Regions from separate parts of the Mus musculus genome. Here all the other regions are linked to region 2. A link is a loop called in an ENCODE intact Hi-C map of the cell type or tissue named here. Cell type or tissue: left cerebral cortex. All regions are shown on one strand. Region 1 has its middle 25 kb from the start of Gm38876. Region 2 overlaps Atg7 (autophagy related 7). Region 3 has its middle 49 kb from the start of Gm38875.

What was found. A loop is a pair of places that touch in the nucleus more often than their neighbours do. Peaks named below come from ENCODE experiments on the same cell type or tissue, not always from the same donor. Only the 100,000 strongest peaks of a DNase experiment are listed, where the experiment ranks them.
Region 1: it touches region 2 in a loop (5-fold over the local background); 2 of 42 quality-filtered maps call a loop at or near these places.
Region 3: a loop joins it to region 2, with 12 times the contacts of the local background. A loop is called at or near these places in 3 of 42 quality-filtered maps.

What each region holds. Positions count from the first base shown.
Region 1 is chr6:114,966,298-114,974,297 of GRCm38, forward strand. It overlaps a transcript of Vgll4 not described here. Among named protein-coding and RNA genes, the nearest start is that of Gm38876, 25 kb to the left of the region's middle. In left cerebral cortex, CTCF peaks have their summits at 3,593 and 4,815 (motif pointing left); DNase peaks (open chromatin) are centred at 2,158, 2,752 and 3,573; H3K4me3 peaks cover 3,053 bases; H3K27ac peaks cover 3,218 bases.
Region 2 is chr6:114,708,463-114,716,462 of GRCm38, forward strand. Atg7 (autophagy related 7) reads left to right here. Exons shown (of 19, transcript NM_028835.5): 15 at 632-747; 16 at 4,831-4,906. Among named protein-coding and RNA genes, the nearest start is that of Gm52917, 22 kb to the right of the region's middle. In left cerebral cortex, no CTCF peak of the experiment used is centred here; DNase peaks (open chromatin) are centred at 2,442, 3,341, 4,029, 4,359 and 2 more places; H3K27ac peaks cover 4,661 bases.
Region 3 is chr6:114,344,841-114,352,840 of GRCm38, forward strand. No RefSeq gene overlaps it. Among named protein-coding and RNA genes, the nearest start is that of Gm38875, 49 kb to the right of the region's middle. In left cerebral cortex, a CTCF peak has its summit at 502 (motif pointing right); DNase peaks (open chromatin) are centred at 514, 3,157 and 3,556; H3K4me3 peaks cover 297 bases; H3K27ac peaks cover 1,318 bases.

The sequences.
Region 1 (8,000 bases), 260 kb after region 2:
AGAGCAGCAATGCTTGTAACCGCTGAACCATCTCTCCAGCCCCTATGCCCAGCTTTTAAATGGGTACTGGGGATCTGAACTTGGGTCCTCACGCTCCTTCAGTAAAGACTTCACCTACCTGACCATCCCCAGACCCATGACCTTCACCTACCTGACCATCCCCAGACCCATGACCCAGCTTTTATTATCATTCGTTTTTCTGTTGGTTTTTTTTTCTTCTTAAAGTTGTACAGATAATCTATAAAAGGCACCCTTAGGAGACACAAAGGAGGACTCTGCTGCTGGGATGGTTGCCTTGGCAACCACCAGAGGAAGGTTACAAGGCTGACTTCCAGAAGACGGAAAGGAACTTTCCCTTACAGAATATTTAATGGTGAAAGTTTTACTCTCAAAGCCATGTCTGCAAGAGGTATTGAAACCTTCAAGTCACTGGGGAACCAGCATCCTGGACCAAGTTTATGAAGCACTTTAAACCCCTCAGAGGCCTTTCTAAGCCTGACACAAAGTCTGAGCAAAGCTCATTACTCTTCTGGAATTCTGGAAACTCTGGTGTACTGGAATAAAATATCAGTCTCTCACAGAAAAGAATAAATAAATAAATAAATAAATAAATAAAACACACTGGATATGGCTCAGCAGTTAAGAGCACTGCCTGCTCTTGTAGAAGACCTGGTTTCATTCCCAGCACCCACATGGTGGCTCACAACCATCTGTAACCCCAGTCCCAGGGAAGTGAAGCTATCTCCTGGCCTTCCCAGTACTGCATGCACATGGTATACAGGTATAAATGCAGGTAAAACACCCAAACATATAAAATAAATCTTCAAAAAGTTTAATTAGACAAGAATACAGACTTAAAAATCTGGGATATTGAGATTTAACTGGGGCAGAACCAGCAAGGGGCAGGGCAAGAAATCAAGTCTCCAGAAACAATGAGCTGGGGCTGTTTTTACTACTACATTCACAGTTCTGGAATGCAGACGCAGTTATTTACAGCAGAATTGTCTTCATAACTGTGCTCTGGTCAACACAAAAATTAGTTCACATTCTCTTCAAAATCGAAAGCAAAGGCAGACTGGCCAGAAATGCTAAGCATGTGTGTGTGCTCACACACACACACACACACACACACACACACACACACACACAGGTAGCAAGGCAAATCTGCCTGAAATGAATTTTGTCAAAGTTAAAACCCAAAGCATTCCAGGTGTGGTGGCACATCTTTAGTCCCAGCACCTGAGAGGCAGAGGCAGCCTGGGCTACAAAAGGAGTTCCAGGGTAGCCAGCGCTATACTGAAAAGCCCTGTCTCAAAAAGCCAAATAAGTAATTGAAAAAAATAAAACATAAAGCAAGGAAAACAACTCGTCAGCCAAATATAACTGAAACAAGGAGGAGAGGGGGTTTACAAATGATCTTGGGTGCTGAATCTTCGGAGGAAAGTACCCATAGATCCATCATTTAAGAGCGAGCGGGAGAGAACTTGCTAGAATGCACTATCAGCTCCGAATCAGCGCCACCAAGCCCTAAGGTCTTAGTCCCACTCTTGGCCTCGTGGGCATGCGCGGACTCCTAATTAGCTTCTGCGGGGAACAATGACCGCAGAGACTGAAGAGAAGTTAAAGTTTGGCATGCCAAAATGGCATGCAAAACTGACCTTCAAATCATAAATCGCAAATGGACCTGTATTGTTTTATTACTTTGTTCTCAGAAAGTAACAAACAAACAAACAAATTGGTGCCTACCTTCTTGGGTTTAGAAAAAAACAATGTAAAACTCCACAGCCTGGGTGGAAGCTTTCAAAGATAGGGTTCTGATGGACGTGGTGGCTCAGGCCTTTAAAGAGGCATAGGCAGGTGGATCTCTTTGGGTTTGAGGCCAGTCTGATCTACAAAGCGAGTTCCAGACCGGCCAAAGCTACAAAGAGAGATCCTGTCTCCAAAAAAAAAAAATAATAAAATAAAATAAAAATAAAAAATAAAGCGGGTTGTGATAAACACTCCAAGACCGCCCACCTCCCCCACATCAGGCTGCTGGTTCTTATTAACCAGAGGAGAAAACAAGAGGAACAGACAAACGGGACCAACGATCAAAGTGAAACCGACTTTTTAATCATCTCCTTGAGAACGGTGAACGCAGAGCCAGGAAAGCGCTAACGACCAGGCTGCCCCAGCAAGTCCTGTCATCCTCGCCTAAGACCTCAATGTCTCTGTGTGATGAATTCAAGACTCTTGAGCAAAGCGAAACAGAACCCCCTAAAAAAAAGGCAAAGACCGGAGCTTTCCAGGGAGGCCTCATACAGTGTAGGAAGATCGCGCAGCCCTATTTTGAGCAGGGGCAGGGAATGTACGGAAAGGGCCGGGTCCCGCAGCCCTCGCGCAGCCCAGAAGCTCCGCGGCCGGGACCCAGCGGATGCCTTGCTTCAGGGCCTGTGCTCGCGCCCGGGACCGGGGTCAGCTGGAGCTGGACCGTCCCGAGAGCACGAGCAGGCGCCCTCGGTCCGCGTCGGTTCCCTGTCTCCTAAAGTCACCGAACATGGACTAGGATTTCCCGGCACTCACCGCTTGAGCGCCTCGGGCCGGCCGGGCCCCGCCGGGGGCGCAAAGGACGGAGGCGGAGCACGCTCAGGGGCGCGCAGGATCGCGAACGCGCTCCCTCTCTCTCCTCTGGGTTCTCCAACACGCGCGCACGCTCGGGAGAGCGAGGAATCCCTGGAATGAGGCGCAGCCAGCCCGCGCCGGGTCTCCCCCAGGCAGGCAGAGCCACGCCCAAGGCACGCCCCGGACACGCCCCTCAGGCCTGGCAGGTGGAGCCGCGCCCAGGTAAGCCCGCGGGGCCGCGCTGCACGGCCACGAGCGGCGCGTACCCTCTGGCGCCCTGCGCTGGGAATCCAAAGCTCCGACTCAGAACGTCGCTGAAGACGCGCTGCTCCCAGCGAGGAGCTCCAGCGGCAGGGGGCACGTGGACACGGCATTTCTCAGCATTCCCCACCCCACTCGCCACGCCCCCGAGCCCCACGAACGCATCTTCCCGACACATGGGCGAACACCGGCGGCCACTCTGATGCGTGTCCAGGTGCCCGCCGCCGCCAGCCACGCGCATCCCCACGCGCTCACACCAGGCTTCCGCCCCACTGTCCTCCCCACGCTTCGTGCCCCTGACTCCCGTAATCATTCCGCTTAGTCAGCCACGCAAGGCACCGAGTCACCTTCGCAGACCCCCTCACCGATCCGCCTCTCTGCAGCCCGAGGGCAGGCGCGGCGGTAACCGCCCAGTAGTCTAGGCTCCGCGATTGCACCTACACGGAGGCAGCTCCGTGGGGCGCCACACGGGGCCACATGCCTCCTCACTCTCTGGTCACCAAACCCCACGCCCAAAGCCATTGGGACGCGACAGGCAGTCAGCCACACGTACCTGAAGGCACAGTGCGGTCGCACAGGCTTGGGACGTAGGGAGCCGGGGTGCCACTTAGAATCAGAAAGACAGTCTGGGATAAGAACACTCAGAGCCGGCTGGGTTCCCTCCCATTCCAGTACTTCACGCGCGCGCGCGCCCGTTCACACTCACGCGAGGCCTCCCCACCCCCTAGCTGCGAAGAGGAAACGCTGGAAAATCCGAGCCGCGGACAAGGCGCTCTGGACGCGCGCTGCACTTTGCTGCGCTGGGCAAACTCGCGCTGCCACGGGCCAGCTCTGCAGTGGGACGGGCAGGGGCGGGGGAGGGAAATGGAAATGCTTCCAATTGGTGCAGGTTCTGGCTAGGGCACGTGACCCGGAGAAGGCCAGGCCTGGTTTTAATTTTTAGCTGTCATTCTCTGAAGATGTTTGGGGTGGGGGAAGCGGGCACGCCCCCGCCCGGCAACCCTGGGCTCTCCATTGTTTTTTTCTCTTACTGCCACAATTAAGGAAAACATTTGCTTAGCATAACCAGACACTAACTTCATAAAACAGACGGAAGCTGGACTTCTGGCGGTTTTACCAAAGCTCCACCTGCATGCCTTCTGGCTGCCCTCTAACCTTTGTCTCTAGAAAAGAGAGATACAGAGAGATACAGAGAGAGAGAGAGAGAGAGAGAGAGAGAGAGAGAGAGAGAGAGAGAGAGAGAGAGAGAGAGAGAGAGAGAGAGAGAGAGAGAGAGACCCAATTGAGAAAAAGGTCTCTGGGCAAGACTGCGGGGCATTTTCTTTATTAGTGATTGATGTGGGAGTGCCAGCCGCCCCACCCCCACCCCGCGGTGGGTGGGAACACCCCTCTGGGCAGTAGATCCTGGATGGTATAAGGAAGCAGGCTGAGCAAGCCTTGGGGAGCTCTCCATTCAGGCTCTGCCCTGACTTCCCTACACGCTGTAAGCTGAAGTGAACCCCTTCTTCCCCAGCTGCTTTTGACCAAGTGTTGATGACTGCACAGAAAGCACACTGTAGACAATGAATGTCAACCTAAACCACAAGGGCCTTCCCTGAGAAAGGATTGTAAGACGCCATAAAAACAATCAGTAGCTTACTTCAGTGTTGAGAAAAAAAATTGTTTTCCAGGTCCCAAGCTATTTCCCCTTCTGTTATTGGTTCATAATGCATCCTGTATGGAATAACAATAGAAGCCGGGCAGTTCATTTTGCTGGGGACTTGTGGCCCCCTCATGAGGTACAACAGGCACTAGGTGGGAAGATTCGAGTGTGGCCACACTCAGGTTTCCTAGTTCCTCCTTTGAAACTCATCGTTCAGGATCTCAAAAAGAGGATTGGCTGCTCTTTCAGAAGACTCTAATTCTATACCTAGCACTCAAGTCAGGGGGCTCACACGCTCCAGGATATCTGGCGCCCTCTTCTGGACTCTGCAGGCACCTGCACTCACATGTGCAAAACCCACAATAAAAATAAATCTTGAAAAGAAAATCATAGATGAATGCCAGGAAGCCTCCCAGACTTTCTGATGAGTGTGTGTGTGTGTGTGTGTGTGTGTGTGTGTGTGTGTGTGTGTGTGAAGACAACTTGTAAGTGTTGGTTCTCTCCTTTAACTGTTGGACACAGGGTAGTACTTAGGTCTCAGACTTCACTATAAGCATCCTTACTCCCTCTCAAAGATGGTCTTAAACTTAGACTCTAGTTTAGTTCAGGTCTTAAGAGTGGATAAAAAGGCAGGCAGTGATGTCACATGTCTTTAATCCTAACACCAGAGAGACAGAGGGATGCAGATCTCTGAGTTCGAGGTCTCCAGAGCAAGTTCCAGGACAGCCAAAGCTACACAGAGAAACCCTGTCTCAACCCACCTCCTCATGACCCCCCCCCCACACACACCTCCAAAAACCGTGAATAAAGAAAGTCTGCAAAATGCACCAATAGGGGTGAAGGCAGCAAGGAGCAGTTTGGAAGGGCGCCAAGAAGGCAGCAGTAGCCTGGACCACAAAGAACCCTGGCTTGTTAATTTCTTTCTCAGGAGGGGCTAAGGAAGAGGCAGAAGGATGCAGTGAAGATCCATCTCCCTGTTTCTCTCTTGACTGGAACTCTAAGCTGCTTGGCTCACTTTAGACTCTGGCCTCTGGTGGGCAAAGGACCCTATACATCATTATCTCATTTGATCTCCATGACAGCATTGGTGTTGGTTGGCTGCTGACTGATTTCCCTCTGGGGTCAGTGCAGAGGTCTAAAGGGCATCTTTAATTTCCATCGCTGGCTAGACGGAGCCTTGCTCTGCAGATAAATCATGGGGACCAAGGGCTTTTCTCGTGGATGTGACCAGCTTTGACCTTGGCGGGGTTTAATTTCCCTCCTTGCCTTACATCAGCAGGAGTAGTGAACTTAAGTCTGGCAACCTCCAGACTGTGTTAAGTCTGGCTGTTTTCATTGTGTTGGTGAAAGCAGATGCGTAGAAAATACAGGGTGGGAGAATCTGTAAGGAACAGGAGAAATAGAACCAAATTCAAGTCCTGTGTGAAGTGCCCCAGGCTGACAGTGCACAGTGTCCAGAAATAGTTATTAAATGGCAAACTCAGGCATGTGGCAAAGTGCCTTACAGGTAATGCTACAAATGGAATGAAAAATAACTTGGCAAGGATACATAAAATGCATGTATGAATAATATATATATATATGTTTATATGTGCAATGAAAACACCATTTAAAGCTAGAAGCTGAGTGTGGTGGTAGACACCTGTAATCTGAGCTATGCAGGAGACTAAAGCAGGAGGATGCCTTAAGCAAAAACATTCAATTTCAGCCTGGGTGATCCAAAAAGACCCATTCTTATCAATAACAAGGTAAAATGGGAACTGTTATATCTATTTTACTGTTTTTAAATGTTTTATGCTAGTGTGTGTGTGTGTGTGTATGTTTAACCTTAATGTATGGCTGTGTATCAGCTGCCTATGGTGCCTGAAGGGGTCAGAAGAGGCCTAGGCTCACTGAGGCTGGAGCTATAGGTGCTGGTGAACCATCTTGTGGGTGCCAGGAATACTGCAAGACCGGCTAGTATGCTTAACTGCTGTCTTTCCAACCCCCCTCCCGCCTCCCAGTCCCTTTTTAGAGACAATGTAGCCTGGGCTGGCCTGAAACTCAGATATCCCACCTGCCTCTACCATCTGAGTGCTGGAACTAACAGGGTGTATATCACCACACCCTGTCCTTATTACATTTTTAATGTCTAAGAAACTCAAGAAAAATATTGGAAAAAATTAAAAAGTACATGAGTATTACTTACATAGCCCACTGAATAAGTGAAGGTTGGCTTGGACATACATAAAGAATAGGTATATGTAATTCAGGAGATGAGTATCTAGAGGTGGGGAAGAGAAGCAGGCCTGGCTTGGTCCTCTTCAGAGCTCTGGGAAAGGCATGGGGGGAGGGTGTAAGAAGGCGTGCAGGACAGGGTGTCCTGTCTACTTTTAAACTCTGTTTAAACTTTTCCACTTAACCATTAAAACATTAAAATAGAGACTGGAGATATGGTTCAGTGGTTAAGAGCACTGGCTGCTCTTGAGGAGGACCTGGGTTCCCCCACCCCAGCACCCACATAGTAGCTCACAACCATCTTTAACTCCAGCTCTAGGGGATCTGATAGCCTCTTCTGGTCTATGTGGGTGCTGTATACACATGGTACACAGACAGGGAAAATACTCATGTCCCTGAAATAAAAATGTGTAAATCATTTCTAACTAAATAAAAGGAACACACACAGGGTCTGAGGACAGTGTGTGGACCAGCGCTGTGCCTCTCCCCTGTGCCACAAAAGCATTTTCTGGTCCCCTTTTCTCTCTGTTTGTGCCTCCCACTCCCCTGGCAGCACTTGAGGGCCAATAGGGTGGGGGGCCGGAAGTTCAAGGTCATTCTCAGGTACAAAGCCAATTAGAGGCCAGCTTGGGCTACATGAGACCCTGTCTAAGAGAGAGAGAGAGAGAGAGAGAGAGAGAGAGAGAGAGAGAGAGAGAGAGAGGACATCACATCAGAGAGAGCAGGGAAGAGGGCAGCTCCTGCAGGATCCTCAGCAGAGGGTTTTTTCCCAACGTCTTTATGTAATTTGGTCAGAAAAGGTGAGGAGACTTGCTTCCAGGTGCAGATCTTACAAAAAAAGAGGTGCACAAAGCGAACTTCCTGCTCCCAAATGCCACACGTTCAGTAGAGGGTCACAACCAAAGCTAGAGCAAGGAGAGAGAGTCTGGGATCGCCTGGGGCTGGAGTTACAGACAGCAATGTGGGGCCTGGAACTGAACCTGGGTCCTCAGGAAGAGCAGGAAGCACTCTTAACTGTTGAGCCTTCTCTCTAGCCTGACCTACTATTTCTGTTTGCCCGCAACTCAAATATGTACAGCATAAAACTCAGAGAAAACCCCAGAGACTTTCAGCTTTTAAATGCCTATAAAACATAAACATAGTTACAGCTGAGACACAAACTACCAGACTTCAGTGGTCACTGAACATGGCAGGTGCCCTTGCTGTGTAGAACTGTGAAGAAGGAGTGACTCAGCTGGGCTCATGTGGGTTTCTTTAGGGGGAAAGGATGGTGTTTGTT
Region 2 (8,000 bases):
CTTCATAAGGTGCTAGAACATGCAGGTGTCCTATTGGTCAGTGGGTGCCATCCAACAGGGTTGAGCCCCCAAGCAGGGCAGCCATGTCTTTTCATTACATTGAAGTTTTTATAGCATTAAACAACCCTGGGATTTGCCCCTGTTTGGAAGATTAGGAGTAACAGCTTGTGCATGTAGCCAGGTAGTAACAGATGCTTGCAGCTTTGTACTGAAGTCCTCAGAGCACAGCCAGGGTAATGAGGCAGTGCACAGGAACAGAGGACAGAGGGTAGAGATTGTGGCTCCTGCCCCAGTCAGGGTCACTCTGAGCCACTACCTCAGGCAGGACAGTTATCAGCCATTCGTGATTGTTTCTCCCTGTGACTCTGTCTGCAGTACAAGAGAGGTGATGGATTCCAGTTGAGGAGCCATGGCTCAGAGCCACCATGAAGCCATGCTGATGGCTAATGTCTCATCTCTGTCTCTTTACAGTGCACATCCTGTTCCAAGTAGTGCCTTGTTTAATTACACACTGTTTTCTCCCAAGACAAGACAGGGTGAATTTTAAAGCTTTATCTTAGGGAGTTTCAGGTTCACCTAGGTCTGGCTGAATTAGAATATTCTATGCATGTCTGTGGTTGCTTCTCTTTAGTCAACCAGAGACCGGACTCTGGACCAGCAGTGCACAGTGAGCCGCCCAGGCCTGGCCGTGATTGCAGGTGCCCTGGCTGTGGAGCTGATGGTCTCTGTCCTGCAGCATCCTGAGGGGTGAGTCTGGAGCCCACAGATGAACATTTGAACCAAGTACTTGCTGGAAATGGCTGGCCACTGTCTCCCCCACACTCCCTTGGTTTCCTTTGGCTTTTTTTTTTTTTTAACCTCAAAACAAGACTAAAAACACCTAATCCAGTCAGCATGTGATCTCTGGGGTATGTCCCTGTGCCATCCTTGGGGGTATGCCCCTGTACCCCTCTTGAATTCTTCTGATTATTTTGGTAGTTGATAAGGATGAAATAAGACTTTAATAGGGGCATTTGGTCTTTTACATTTCTCTTCTGTTAGTCTATTATGGTTTTTTAGCCCTGGACATTGTAAATGTGTACACTGTATATGTAGTATATATAATGTGTATACTGTATGTATTGTATATATAATGTATGTGTCTGTGTCACTAGGAACTATATCAGCTGCCTGTCACTGAGGTCTGTGTCCAGGAACTTGGCCAATTAAAGTTTAAAGTCCACGTCCAGGCTTGGTCCAGAGGCTTAGCATGTACCATTTAGCCTCCCTGCCTACAGGCACAAGATGCTGCACTCCAGTGTCACATCTGTGTGACAGTGTCTACTCACAGACAAATAGCAGTTATTTTAATAACAAACTAAAAGCCACTGGGGCTCGAGACAAAGGGATTCCTTTCATCAGTTTTCCTTTTCTTTATTTAATTAATAGATTTGTTCCTGGATGATGTCATACATATAGATAACATGGTTATAGTGATGATTATTCTCCCGTCCACCACTGCCCATCTCCTGCTTCCACCCTACAAGTATCTTTCTCATATACATGACCTTTTGGGTTGGTTTGGTTTGTGATCCAGTGAGTTTGGCCAGGCCAGCTGTGTGACCAGGGTGGGTTTAGGGTTAGTCACTGGAGCCTGCTGGGCTGAGCAGTCAGTGCACATCTATGTACTTACTGTGCCTTCCTCCCTCCCAGAATGCATCAGTTGGTGAGAGCTCAGCAGTGAGCAGGAAGGCCTCTTGTTACTTTTCTCCAGGAAGCATTTTCAGATGACTACAGCTTAAAACAAAACCATACGAAAGGTCACATCTGGTCAGTGTCACTGTCACTGGCTGTCAGATTGTAAAGGAAATGTCCAGGGGCAAGTGTCACTGGCCACTATTGAAATCTCACTTTTAATCGTTCTTAACTGGCGCCCATGCCCATCCTGCTACTCAGCCTTAGTACCTGTCTTGTCATCAGCTGCTTCCCCAGAACAGCAGCCCTCACCACAAAGCCTGTGACTATTCCCAGTTCTAGCCTGGCTTCTCCAGCACGGTCATTTGCTGGTGATACCCTGGGAAGGGTAAATGCACCAGCAGCCTTCCCCTGCCTTCCTAGTGCCACTAGTGCCATCTGGGATGCACTGAGTAACCTCTTCTCTCAGGTCACTGGACCTCTCAGGCCACAACTTCCCTCCCGACACCATCTTGCAGGCCTGGTGCTTTCCTTGTTGCTCCTGAGTGTAGATCTCACCTGCTTAGTGCATTTTTCCACCGGGGCAACACATAACAAGCGAAGCATAAAGCTGCTGGCTGTCTTGACAGCAGGCCCTTGTGGTTATTAGCTTGTATTTCTAAGTGCAGCTTCACTACTCTGCAGACACTCCAGTCTCACATCCAGCACACAGCCCTGGAGGCTGCCAGGTGCTGTTTTGGTTGCCTAGTCCCTAAACACTGTTCCCTGTGCTAACTCGGACTACAGCCATGAGCGCTGTTCCCTGTGCTAACATGGACTATAGTCATGAGCACTGTTCCCTGTGCTAATATGGACTACAGTCATGCTTTCCTGTCACAGCAACCTTGGAAAATAGACCAGCCTCTTTCTTCATGGGTCCCTTTTTTTTCAGACAGCTGCCTTGTTGCTGCAGAAGTGTGAACTGCCTCTTAAAGACCCTTGTCAGAAAATGCAGTCTTAGATTCACCTTGAAAAGAATGCTAAGTTGTTAGCTTTGTCATCTGGGCCTGTTGCCTCTCTGAAGAAAGTCCCGAGAGGCAGAAGAGGAGAGTAAACATTGGCTGGATGACCAGCACGGTCTTCATGTTTGTTTTTGATATTTTCTTTACATATTTAATCCTCAGAAGATATTGCTACACAGCTAGTATTCATTTAGTTTTGCTAACATTATTCATTTCCTCCTGTGTCTCTAAACTTGTGGCCCTGAGGCATTATCTTCTGCCTGCAGAATTTCCATAAGGGTTTCAGTTTTCCTTTTTCTGAAAAGGTCTTTGTGTTTAAGGAAGTTTCTTATGTTTGGTGGAATTCAAGACTGGCATATTCTCTCTCCTCCTCCTCTTTTTCCTCCTTTCTTCTTCTTCCTCCTTCTCTTCCTTCGCCTCTTTCTCCTCTTCATCTTCTTCCCTTCCCCCTCCCCCTCCTTCTCCCCTTCTTCTTCCCTCTCCTCCTTCCCCTAGTGACTTAGGAGGCAATCTCCCTGCTCCAATTTATTCTAGCTCAGCCTTCTTCTGCATCATCTGCATCTCTGATGTAGGAGTTCCATCTGCAGTGATTCTCTGCCCTGTCCCTAGAGCGCCACTCTGCCTAATCCTCTTGTCCTCCATGCTCTTTCTGAGACCCCCAGCTGCCCTATCTGGTCCCCTATGTACCTTGTGTGGGTCCCCCTTGCTTTAGCCCGTTGTTTTCTGTTGGCACATGATTATAGAGCTGTGCCTGGGAAAGGTTAAAGCCATCAAGGTTTTCAGTGTCATTGTTACGTGTCAGGTTTAAGCTTTCCATATAACCTTATTCTCTTATTCTCCTATGAAGTTGAGATTTTGGCCTGAGGGCAAACAGGTGCCCACACCTGACTAGACTATAGATGCTGTGTTTCATTTCTCAAAAGTTTGTGCAAGGCCCTGCTCCAAGCACATTAGAACTGTCGACTCGTTTAACTAGCATTCGTGATTTTATTGCCGTTGTTTTTGGACTGAGACTGCCTTTGTATTTCAGACTTGCTGCGGACTCATGTAGCCCAGGTTGCCCTCACACTCACTGTGATCCTTAATCTGCCCAGTGCCAGCATTACAAGTACATGCCCTGGCTCATTAGTCCCATTTCTGGTGGTGGAGCTGGGCTTGGCATCTCAGACTCATGGCTTGTGAGTGGCAGCCAGGCTTGCCCCCCCCCCCCCAGCATCTCTTCACCCTGCTTTGGAGAGCTGTGCTATATGTGCCATTGGCAGAGCAGGCAGAGAATCAAATTTAGAAAACACTTATTTCTCATCCAAATTGAATTCCAAGAAAGGCAATGGCAGAAAGCCACAGCAGTGATCTGTTTATCATGTGACTCAGAGGGCCTCAGTGGCTACTAGACGAGGCAGGAAGGGGGGATGAGCAGCTGTGTCCTCCCCTGCCTTCACCTCCCCTGCCATCCAAGTTTCTTCCTACCTCTAGTAGGAAGTAAAATCTGCACCTCCTTGATCCCAAATCCCTGCCTTCTTTGTCCTTGTAACAGGTTAAAAACCAGTTCTTCTGGGACATAAATGAACATTGACCCTCTCTTGGGAGGGGCCGGTACATCTCCCACCCAGCTCTTTCCTTTTATATCCCCTTCCTCCATTTTTGTGGCATTTAGATAAGTTTAGCAAGTTAGAGGAGGCTGTGGGGAGGCACATCCCACTCCCAGCTGCTGGAAGGAAGGCTGAGCTGGAGGATAGCCCAAGCCAGGAGTTAAGGCTACCCTTCACAGAGTAGTGAAAGCACGTGAGAGGAAGGAGTGGGGGTGGGAGGGTGGAGAAGGCAGGCAGGCCTTGCACTTGGCAGTTTATCTCACATGCCCCTAATGCTTCATACAGCCTCCTCCCTCCTGTTTCACGGCTGATGGACCCAAAGCACAGAGGAGAGTTTGCCACTTGGCAATGTCCACAGCTCGCTCTCATCCTTCCCACTCTATGGTGCCCATTTGAAGAAACTCACCCCCTTTCCCTCCCTCCTGGACATGAGTTTCCTGTGAGCTTATGAAGCCCAGCAAAGGGGCATTTGCTTCTCTTAACCCTTTCCAGTGTCCTGAGATGTTCTTTCCTGTGCTCACCGTGAGCACAAAGGAGCTAAGAGCCCTTCTGCTTCCCTCTTGCAGGGGCTACGCCATCGCCAGCAGCAGTGATGACCGCATGAATGAGCCTCCCACCTCGCTGGGACTTGTGCCTCACCAGGTGAGTGATTTGGAGATGAGCTGTGGTCCTGCCCCATCCTCTCATAGAGGGGAAGGTTCGACAGCACACTCTTCCAGCAGCACACCCGCTGCAGTGGGGCCTCACGGAGAGCGTTGTTTTCTGGGGACACTGCTGGGAAGAGATGAACCCATGGCACTGCCTCACTTTGATGCATTGGAGCTGCTGACTAGACTCTGCCGTGCAGAAGAAAAAGAAGGGACAGGGCTTGGGACGGCCATGTGTGGTTCAGCCGGCTTCAGTCTCAGCCCTGCCATTTACAGCCTTCTTTGGCCCAGTCTCAGAACTACTCAGGGCCTTATCTTCCCATTTACAGATCACAGTGAGCTCCCTGGTAGGCATGGAGACCAGGCTCATAAATACCAGCCCAACAGCCCAGAGTATGGATAAGCTGACTAACCTTCAGTGCCCAGTGCCCTCCCTACCTGGGCAGAAAGCCTTTCTGGGCAAGCATGGGCAGATGGTTAGCCATGTCACCACTGCTTGCAGGGTCCATGCCTGAGGCTGGGAAGATGGAATAAGGCCCACAGGTCCTGGTCTCTCAGTCTGCTCACTGCCTTTTGGAGTAACAAGGGCTGCTTTAGTGTCACGTTTGGGGAGCTGTTCTCCACAGTCCTGTGCATTCCGCCCCATAGCTGGGAGGGGTCCCTTCACCGTAGTCCCTGCCCAACCAATGTATTTGTTTGGTGCTGGCATGAAACCCAGCATCATGCATACCAAGCATGTGCCCAGCCACTGAGTAGTCACCCAGCCCCTGTGCCTGGCGCTTTCCAGTGAGGACAGTTGAGTAGAAGGAAAGGCTAGCCCACCAACATGGAGAGAGCTGGTGAAGCTGTGATCCAAGCCCAGACTTGGCACCATGGCTGGTGTTCTTCTAGAGCTCCTGTGGCTGGAGAGCCCTGGTCACAGTGGCCCCTCAGCCTGCCTCTGTGCAGTCTCTTCCGTCTGTGCCACCTCCTGCCTTATACCTGCTGTCTCTTAACCTGTTTCTGTCAGCAAAGTAGGCTCTAGCAAGGGTCTGGGGTACCTCTGCCTTGGCGTTGGAAACCATAGAGCCCCAGAAAAGGTGGCTTCCCTCCGTAAACCCCAGGTGTGTCATTTGTATGACCTGAACATGTCAGTCGTTTCCCATACACACTCCCAGCAGCCCCTGGCAATGTGGTAACCACCCCTCCCCCACCACACACAAGGCTGCGGACCTTCAGGCTAGCTTGGGCTGCTCTCCTTCCCATCTCCTCCAGGTCATCCTGCCTTTCTTCCTGCCCTGTCCTTCCTTCTCCTCATCTCTCTTACAGACTTCATGCTGAGGAGGGCCTTAATTAAAATTCCCGACATGCCCCTGCACTGGTTTCTTCCTTTAAGTTAAATTGCAGCCTCTGTTGCTTTCTTAGTGCTGAGGCCAGGGGCCAAAACACCCTCCCTAGACAGGTGGCCGTGTCAGATGTGTGTGCCTATGTTTCCTAAGTGCTATGGCAACTCATCCCTCAATGGGAATTCATCCCCAACAAGCGAGCCTGGCAGTTGCCTGCCATTCACCAAGCTTTCCAGCTTTCTCGTCCTTTGCAGTTATCTGAAGGGTTATTTTGGTTGTTGGCCATCTCTTCATTTGGCCTTTTCAAAAGCTGAAGAATAATGCCACCGTATATGGTAAAGTGTGTGTGTGTGTGTGTGTGTGTGTGTGTGTGTGTGTGTGTGTGTGTGTGTGGCTTACTTATTTCAAGTTTTGAGCCTTTATTTTTAGCAACATTCTAAAACAGAAAGAAGAGAAAGAACTTTAGAATTAATCAGAAATGCTCAGTCCCCATTTAAACAAATGTTTTTTGTTTTTTGGTTTTTTTCTTTTTCTCAAGTAGAGGGGACCATTTATACGACTGTGCTCTGATTAGGGGACATCATCTCCTGGTGGCAGATTCAGCATCCTTCTCCCCTCCTCCCCTCCTCTGCCTCCCTCCCCCTCCTCTCCCTCTTCCAACCCCCTCCTTCTCCTCTTCTCTTCTCCCTCCTCCAGAGACAAATGGTTTCCTGTTGGAGGGGAGCTGGCTAAGTCCCTTTGTGTATTTTGCTTGTAAAGAATGACCTGTAAAGTTCTGGCTCATTTTCTCAGTGCCCCAAGGAGAGCGTTTATTAATCTCTCCCTGTGGAGTGTGGTGCCTGGAAAGCCCTCACCCCACCCCCAACACCAGTGTGAGTGGTGGAGAGCATTCCCTGACTTCTTTGCTGTCCTGTGAGTGGGTCCTGGGAGGCCACTGGCCTGCTCTGTCCCTCCATATGAGTGCCCAGGCAAATTGGCCTGTTCTGATATTGTCTAGGAACAGTGAGAACCTTGATTAGTCCCCAGCTGAATGTTAGAGCTGAAGAGATCTGGTGCTAGCCTTGAAAACCGTGGAAAACCACTAGCTTCGAGAGCAGGCTCTTTGGGCTGAAACTTTTTTTTCTTATATTTATTTATTTATTTATTTTTGGCCTCTGGCCCAACCCACGGGGATAGATACTGCAAGCAGGCAGCAAGTAAAGCTGCTTTGTGTATGAAGAGGGGGTTTCTTTCTCAAAAAATGTATTATGTTGATGTATGAATCACATACAGATAATGTCCCAAGTCACTAAATGAATGATCCAAGCACTCACAAAGTGAACACAACGCGCGCGCGCACAAATGTGTGTTTGTGTGCTTCTCCTGATGGCCCTTCCAACAGACGGGTGAGCTCTTCCCGACTCACGGAAGCTTTTGTCACACTTGGAACTTAGAGAAAACGGAGTCCTATAGTATGTGCCCTTCGGTTAGGGGACTTTGGCAGAAAACTTTTTCATTGTAGTTCTCAGCAATTAATTGATATCCCACCCACCTGGATCTTTTATTCAGACCATAATAACCAGACATGATGTCACAGCTTGTAGTCCCAGCAGTTAGAGGTGGGGACAGGTGAGTTGAGAGTTCAAGGTTCTCTGGGGCACATAGTAAGGCCCTGACTCAAATGTGAGAGTGGGATGGGGTGACTCAGTGGATAAAGCACTTGTTACACAAGCTCCAGGACCGCACTTCATGTTCCTAGTTCCCATGTAAGTGCAGGGTGAGCAT
Region 3 (8,000 bases), 360 kb before region 2:
CTCAACCCAAGAGAGCGCGTTGAGTCTGTCCTGGGTGCAGGATTTACAGAGCGCTCAGCGTGTGCCTGTTGGTGTTGTGCTTGATAGGTATGTTCGGATCCTGCTCCTTGGTGGGCACTGCCCAGGCTCTTGACATACAGTGAACCAAACCTGTCCCATGATGGAGCTGATAGTAATAAATGCTCAAATGTCAGGGAGGGGGACATTGTGCTACAAGGAAACAACAGAGCAGGATCAAAGGATAGTGAATGGCTTAGTGGGAGATGGGAGCAATCTGGGAGGGCTTTCCCAGGAGGTGGCATTTCAGAGTTACCTATCCCCACTGCTATTTTGTTACAGATGAGCCACCCATCTGAACACAGATGCTAGGTAGGTATCACACAGCTAGGAAGTGACCTGGCCTGTGAAATACCAACACTGGAGCCCCTATCTCTTCCCTTTAGCTCGACGGGGGTGGCTAAGCTGAGCCTCTGCCAGTTTCCCTGCCAGTCAGCCATGTGCCAGCAGGTGGCACTGTGGCCTGATAACAGACACTAGTGACCATCCTGCCCCAGTGGCTGGAAAGGCTGTTAATGACAGGCAGGTAAAGGGATACCTGGGCCTGAGGCCTCACGGGACAGTGACAACCCTCTTGTCAGGAAGGGCAAGCTTTACTCTTTCAACCCTCTTGGTCACATCCAGTTGTCTTGACTGGATGCTGTCTCTGTCTCCGACTCTAAGGATGAACCCACAGGTAAATGGCAGAAGCTTTGGGCTTAAACTCTGGGGTTAGCTGTGCACTTACACCACAGTGTTTCTTGGAACCCTCCTGTGCTGAGTGAACCCTGGGGCTTAAGAAGAAACAGTGTAGAGATGTGTGCCCCAGAGGCTTCAGCTGGTACCCAGCACATGGAGTCTGTGACCTGTTAGGGAGATTTCCTGAAGCAGGGAAGCCAGGTGTGGGGGGTATTGCATGACTGGAGAACTTTAGACAGAGCTGGTTGTGAAGACACGCCAGACTGCAAAGGTCATATCTGAACCAGTGGGATGTGAGGAGCCACAGAGATTCACAGGGGACTGGTATTCGTGGCAGAAGGATAAAATCAAGGGGTCTCTCAGGATGCCGGAGCCAGAGCGGAGTAAGCCAGGACCAATTTGGCAGGAGGCTAAGCACATCACAGGGGGCCTTGTGTATTAACCCAGAAGGGAAGGAGACAGGAATCATTCTGGGATAAGGTGTGACATGGCTCTGGCTCCCACAGTTATAGTCCCCTCATAGCCATTCTCTGTGTGAGGAGCCAGGCAGATGTTCAGGGAAGGAGGGGTTGGTATCTGCGCACAGCCAGGACAGCCCAGGTCAGGCTGTGGCAGAAAATGACTCCATGTGGTCCCAGGGCTTCTCTCTGTGGCACATGGCATGACATGGGTTTGGCCCAAGTGAGTGACAGCCCTTCCCTGGGATTCCACCGGGTAGAAGACAGTCAGTTTAGGCTGCAGGTGCTTTCCATGTGTGGTTCCAGCTAGAGGAGGAGTCTGGCACTGATAACAGCAATGTGCATGACCAAGAGGTACATCTTCACAGGTCGGAGTTCAGGGAGGGGAGGGAACTCAAGCCTCCGGGATCTCAGAGGACACTGGGCCAGCAGTGGACGCCACACTGCTCTTAGGACTGCCTATCTGTCACAGTGAGCCTTCTTTTCTAATGAACATAAATTCCAGTTACACCTGCTCCCATTTGGAGAACTGGCTACCTCTGCTTTTCATGGAGAGAGGCTGTCGGGGCAGAATCAAGTTCCCAGTCTCAGCTAACAGCTTCTTCCCTGAGCTTGGCCTCCTACCCAGGAGCCAGGACTCCTTTGAAGTCCACCATCACTGTTTTATCTCTGAAAATACTTCACCATCTTGCAGTTCCACCCAGAGACCAGTGCCTCTTCCCTTCCCGCCTCTCCTCACCCTCTACACCAAGCTGGCCACAGGTCTCCTGCTAAGTTACAGCCTCTCTTCCTCTGAGCACCTCTGTGTGTGAGGAAGCCCAACATTTTACCTTCCCTGACATTCAAGGCTGACATGATTTGAACGTGTTCTCTGAGGATTCGGGTGTTAAGATTTAGTCCCTATTGTGAGGTATAGAGGGTGGGTGGAAACTTATATGGCCTTGTGTTGGAGGTAGGGGTCAGAAGGACAGGGGGTGGGACTAGATAAAGACTTCTGACAGTGGCTTACTCAGGAGAGAATGGGTGGGTTATACATATGTTCCCAGTCTATGTGATGCCCTGTGCCTCTGCCCTAGTCACAGTCAGCAAGCAACCTTGGTGTTCCAGAGCATAGATGAAAAGGACCTCACTTATTGTCTTATTTAAATGTTTGTTTGATACAAGGTCATCATAGCCCAGGCTGACTTTCAACTCTCTCTGTGGCTGAGTCTAAAGTCCCCCTGGTCTCACCTCGGCAGAGAGACTGGGCTCTGCTGGCCTCATAGGGCTTTGTGCAAGCACTGTACCATTTCACGGAGAGGAACTGCACCCATGGATGCAGTGTCTGTTGTGGTCCTAAAAATGACCCCCTCAAGTCCTAGAGGTGAATATTAGCACCTGAACATTTCCCCAGACCACAGTGTACCACTATGTACATAATATTTTTCTTACAGAGTACTGGGTTTTTTTGTAAAGAATAAAATACCAGTCTATCCATGGGCATCTCCTCTTCTTCCTCTTCCTCTTCCTCTCCCTCTTCCTCTTCCTCTTCCTCTTCCTCTTCCTCCCCTCCCTCTCCCTCCTCCTCCTTCTCCTCCTCCCCCTCCCCCTCCTCTTCCTCCTCCTCTTCCTCCTCCTCTCATTCTCCCTCTCCCTCTTCCTCCTCTTCCTTCTCTTCCTCCCCTCCCTCTCCCTCCTCCTCCTCCTCCTCTTCCTCCTCTTCCTCCTCTTCCTCCTCCTCTTCTTGTTACAGTTAGAAAACCCCACCCTGGAACCCCTACAGGGCGGCAGAGGCTATACCTTAATTATCTCCCCGACTCTCAGAGCTCAGGTAGTAATGGATGTTTGCTCAGAGCAGTGAGTACTTAGAGGAAGGCATGGTTATTTAAATGTGAACGGAAGAGTCTATAATTGAATGGATAAGCAAACACATCCGTGAGTAAGTGAAGGCATGAGTCACCAAATGAAGTGACAGATTACAGCCCCAGCAGGTCTGTGATTGGGTTATTCCAGCTCCGGCACCCTCAGACACCTGTGGTTGTGCTTGCAGGGATGCGCCTCTTCCTTAGTCGCCCGAGAGGAGAGGGGAGATTTGAAACTGCGCAGGTATTGCCCCCTCCAAGATGCCTCAGACCTGACTCCACTTTCTGAGCCAAGGCCTGGAATCCACCGCGGCTAAGGATGCCCAGAGAACTCTGAACAGCTCATCCCTGTATCCCTGAACTGTGGCTGAAGGTCAGTGGGAGGAGTAGGGTGTTTGCCACAAGGACAGGGCCAGACCTCCCACATCTTCAGAAGAAGGGAGACTTCTGGTGAGTCCATGTCTCCTCCTCCACACCCCAGCCCCACAGTGAGGGGGCGACAGAGCCATGAGCAGGAGCCAGCGGTTGCCATGACAACACATTAAGAGACGTGAAGCTGCTTTCAGTTTTCAGTTTCAGCTTCTGGAAAGGGGTCAAGCATGTGGGGCAGAGAGAAGAGTCAGGAGGGGGAAATCACAGCCACCCCCACTCAGTCTCACAGTTAACCACAGCCCAGTGCACTGTGTGCTCCGAGTCCCTCCTTCTGGTGTGTCACTTCCTAGGACACTCAAAAGGAACCTGAGAAGTGGTGATCCCACCTCATGGTCAGAAGGCTGGGTCTGAAGTCACTTGCCCACCCAGGTGGTAGCAGAGCTGGTTCTTGCATTGGGTTCCTGACTACAAAACCTTGTTTAACAGACCCAAAGATTCTAGAATCCCACTGGGTTAGGGCAGTACACTTTATTGGTCCATTAAACAAGACACTTACCCAGGAAGGTTCAGATCTACAGGCACTCAAGCAGAAAAGCTTCTAGGATTTGCTCATACATACAACAAAGCACATGTATGCACACACAGCAGTTATGTATGCGTGTGCACACATTCATGCCTATGCACATTCATGCTCACACATAGACACAGCTGCAATCACACAGGCAGGCACACACCTGTATATCCATGGAAGCAGATTTTAAAAAATGCTTCTTTTGACACGCAGCTTTGGAGTTCCTCCCCTCTTAAAATGACAGTCTGTTTCCTTAGCCACTGAACTTGGCTGTGTGATGATATTCTGGCCCATGCAAAATTAGCAAGCACAGAGTTGGGGAGATGGGTGGGTCTGTCAAGTGTTTGATTCACAAGTATGAAGACCTGAGTTAAGATCCCCAGGATCCTCATAAGATGCTGGGCATGGTGGCTTGTGCTTAGAACTCCTAATTCCAGTGACAGAGAGATGGGAGGCAGAAGCAAGCAGATCCTTGGAGCTTCCCATCCATCTAGCCTAACCTACTGGGAAAAATTCTAGGCCTGGGAGAGACCCTGTATCAAACAAAGGTGGAAGGTTCCTGAGGAAGGACACTCAAGGTTGGCCTCTAGTCACAGCACATAGGGCAGACCCACATGCTTGCATGCACCTTCACATATGCACGTGCACATACACATACACATAATGGAAGAATAACCCTGGGAACGTATATTTTCACGGTGTATTTGTATTTTCTCTCTCTCTCTCTCTCTCTTTCTCGTTCATTGCCTTCACTATGAAAACATGCCCACGATGTTAGAGGAGACCTCATTAAGTTCAGAGCCACGTCATCTCCTTTGTCCTGGCAGAGATCAACCAAAACTTTACTCCTCCACCAACAAAGAAACCATTAAAAGTGGGACTAACGGAAATTCAGAGCTGCCAATCAAAGCCCAGGTGACTCACGAGCCAAATACCTTCTTATTTTTAGCAGTTCACTAACTGAGGTTTTGTGCTTGCTTGTTACACAGCATTGCTTCCAATGAATAACCGATACACGTAGGCATTAAAGAGGAATGTGTCATGGGAGGGAACCTAAGTAGTGTGTTTACCTGGTTATCCTTTAAAATGGCACCTGTGTTGAAAAGTTATCGATGTAAGAATCATCCTTTTCTACTGTCTTAGTTTGGGGAGGATGGGGTTTACGTCATCTTACAACTCGCAGGTTATACTGTAGGAACAAGGGATGTCAGAGCAGGCACTCAAGGGAGGAACCTGGAGGCAGACATTGACGCAGAGGCCATGGAGGAGTGCTCCTTATTGGCTTGCTCCTCATGGCTTTCTCATTCTGCTTTCCCATATACTCAGAAGCACTGGACTTGGGCTGGCACCACCCTCCGTGAACTGGGTTCACCCATCAATTATGAGAATACACCATAGGCTTGCCCACAGGCCAATCTAGTGGGGACATTTTCTCAATTGAGGTTCCCATTTCCAAAATGACTCTAGCTGTGTCAAGTTAACATAAAACTAGCCCCCCCCCAACACACACATAATGCAGTTTTAAAAAATAATATTCACAGTCATAAACCATCTAATTCCAGCATTTTCTTATCATCTCAGAGAGATGCTCATATCCATCACGCTCCACTTACAGCCAGAACCTCGTGTCTAGGTCTGTGTACTCATCTGCACAGTGCTTCCAGGGTCCATCCCTGTGTCCTCCAGGGTCAGTCCTGGATAATAGTGTGAGCAGAACACAATCTGTCTATGTGTTCTTTGGATGATAGATACTTGGACCGAGTAATGTACTCTGGCGATAGCCAGGATGACAGCTCTGTCTGCTTGGAGTTTTCTTCTGTTGTTCTTGTCCTGCAACAGGGGACATTGGGGGAAGATGACTTGAGGGCACTGTTTGGACCCAGTGTGATAGACAGATCTGACTCGTTGTCCCTTCTTTGTGCAGGTTAATGTTGCCTACCCTGGCCTGGCCGTGGCTCCCAGGAATAGCCTTACTGCCCAGCTAGCTTGCCTCATCGCTGCCCTAGATGAGTACAGCCTGGGGTGTGATGAAGCATTTTGGTGTGTATCATGGTGTTGGGGACCAGAAGTGTGAGGGTCACAGAGGACACACTGACATCTTGGGAATCCTCAGACACAGTGTTGTAATTGGATCCAATTCTCATCACCATCCAGTCGAAATTATTTTCCAATTGCAGAAGCAGAACACCCCCAATAATGCAGCACTCAACAATATTCATACACCACATGTTATCTTCTGTGATGGAAAAGATAGCCTTTACCGAAAGTTCTTATCTGAAGGACCTAGACCAACGCCGTGCTTGTGTGTGGCGTTGCATGTTCTGTGCACCTCAGCTCAGTACAAAGCAAATGTCGGTCAATAGCATGGCATAAGAAGGTGACCTAGTATTCTCTTACCTACATAGAAAACATTGGAGTAGGATGGAAACGACTAGAATTAAGTAGAATATATAAGTGAAGAATGGGCTGGGGTGATGCAAGCCTGAGAATCTGAGTTTGATTCCTAGAACCCACACCAAAAAAGCTAGACAGCATTTGTGTATGGTACCAGCTCTGGGAGGGCAGAGACTGTGCATCCCTAGGGCATGGTGGCCGGCCAGTCTAGCTGAACCAATGGCTCCAGGTTCAATGAAAGACCCTACCTCAAAATATAAAGCAGAGAACAATTAAAGACCCCTGGCCTCCACGTGAACACACATGTGTATATGCAGCTGCACACACAAACACATACATACACACAGAAGTAGGAAGGTCTGAGGAACTTAATGAAAGGACATTACTTATTTGTCTCTGTGATATTTATGGTATTTGCCATTTTCTTTTAAAATGTAAAATCATTATGATTTTTAAAAAAATTCTACTGTCGGACAGTGGTGGCGCACACCTTTAATCCCTGCACTTGGGAGGCAGAGGCAGGCAGATTTCTGAGTTCAAGGCCAGCCTGGTCTAGAGTGAGTTCCAGGACAGCCAGGGTTATACAAAGAAACCCTGTCTCGAAAAAACAAAACAAAACAAAACAAAAAACAAAACAAAACAGAAAAACAAGAAGAAAAAGAAAAAATTCTAAATTTAGTACCTATTTTTTTATAATGTTGAAATCTTTTTCTTAAACGGAATGCCCCAAATTATATGTATATCCCCTCTCACTTCTTCCTCTTTATGAAATACGAATGGATAGATCCATTCTGGTATGCATAGTACAACATAAAATGACTACAGAGAGAGAGAGAGAGAGAGAGAGAGAGAGAGACAGAGAGACAGAGAGACAGAGAGACAGAGAGACAGAGAGACAGAGAGACAGAGAGACAGAGAGACATAGAGACAGAGAGACAGAGAGACATAGAGACAGAGAGACAGAGAGACAGAGACAGAGAGACAGAGAGACAGAGAGACAGAGAGACAGAGACAGAGAGACAGAGAGACAGAGACAGAGACAGACACAGACACAGACAGAGAGACAGACAGAGACAGAGAGAGAGAGAGAGAGAGAGAGAGAGAGATAGATAGATCAGGTACTTCCCGAGTATAGATGAGTGAGGAGGAACCCCAGCTTGGCTCCTGGCGAGCGAGTCCTTTGGTCCCAAGTGTGGTCTCACTCTTCAGAAGCCCCAGCGGACCTCTGAGAAGTACCCAAGCCCAGCTTCCCACGACCACAGCTGCTTCTCCTAGCAGGCAGCTCTGTGCGGCTCTCTGAACCCCAGACACTTTTCACCATTAAGGATCGTCCTCTCTGCTCCCTCCTTCAGGGTTCTAGGTCTTCCCTGAAGCTTGTCCTACCTCCTAGAAGGTCAAGGAAGTGAGGTGAACAGGAACTGAGCTTCCCACGAGGAGATGTGAAAGCTGGGCTTCTCCCTAAGGGCTGAACTATTAACTGTGGAATTTTGTCATGGAGAAAGATAGCAAACATAAATATTTGTGGGAACCGAGCCATCTCAATCCTTTTCCTGTCACTATATATGAACACCACAAACTGGATAATTTACATAGGAGAGAAACTCATTTCTTATAGCTCTAAAAGCTGAA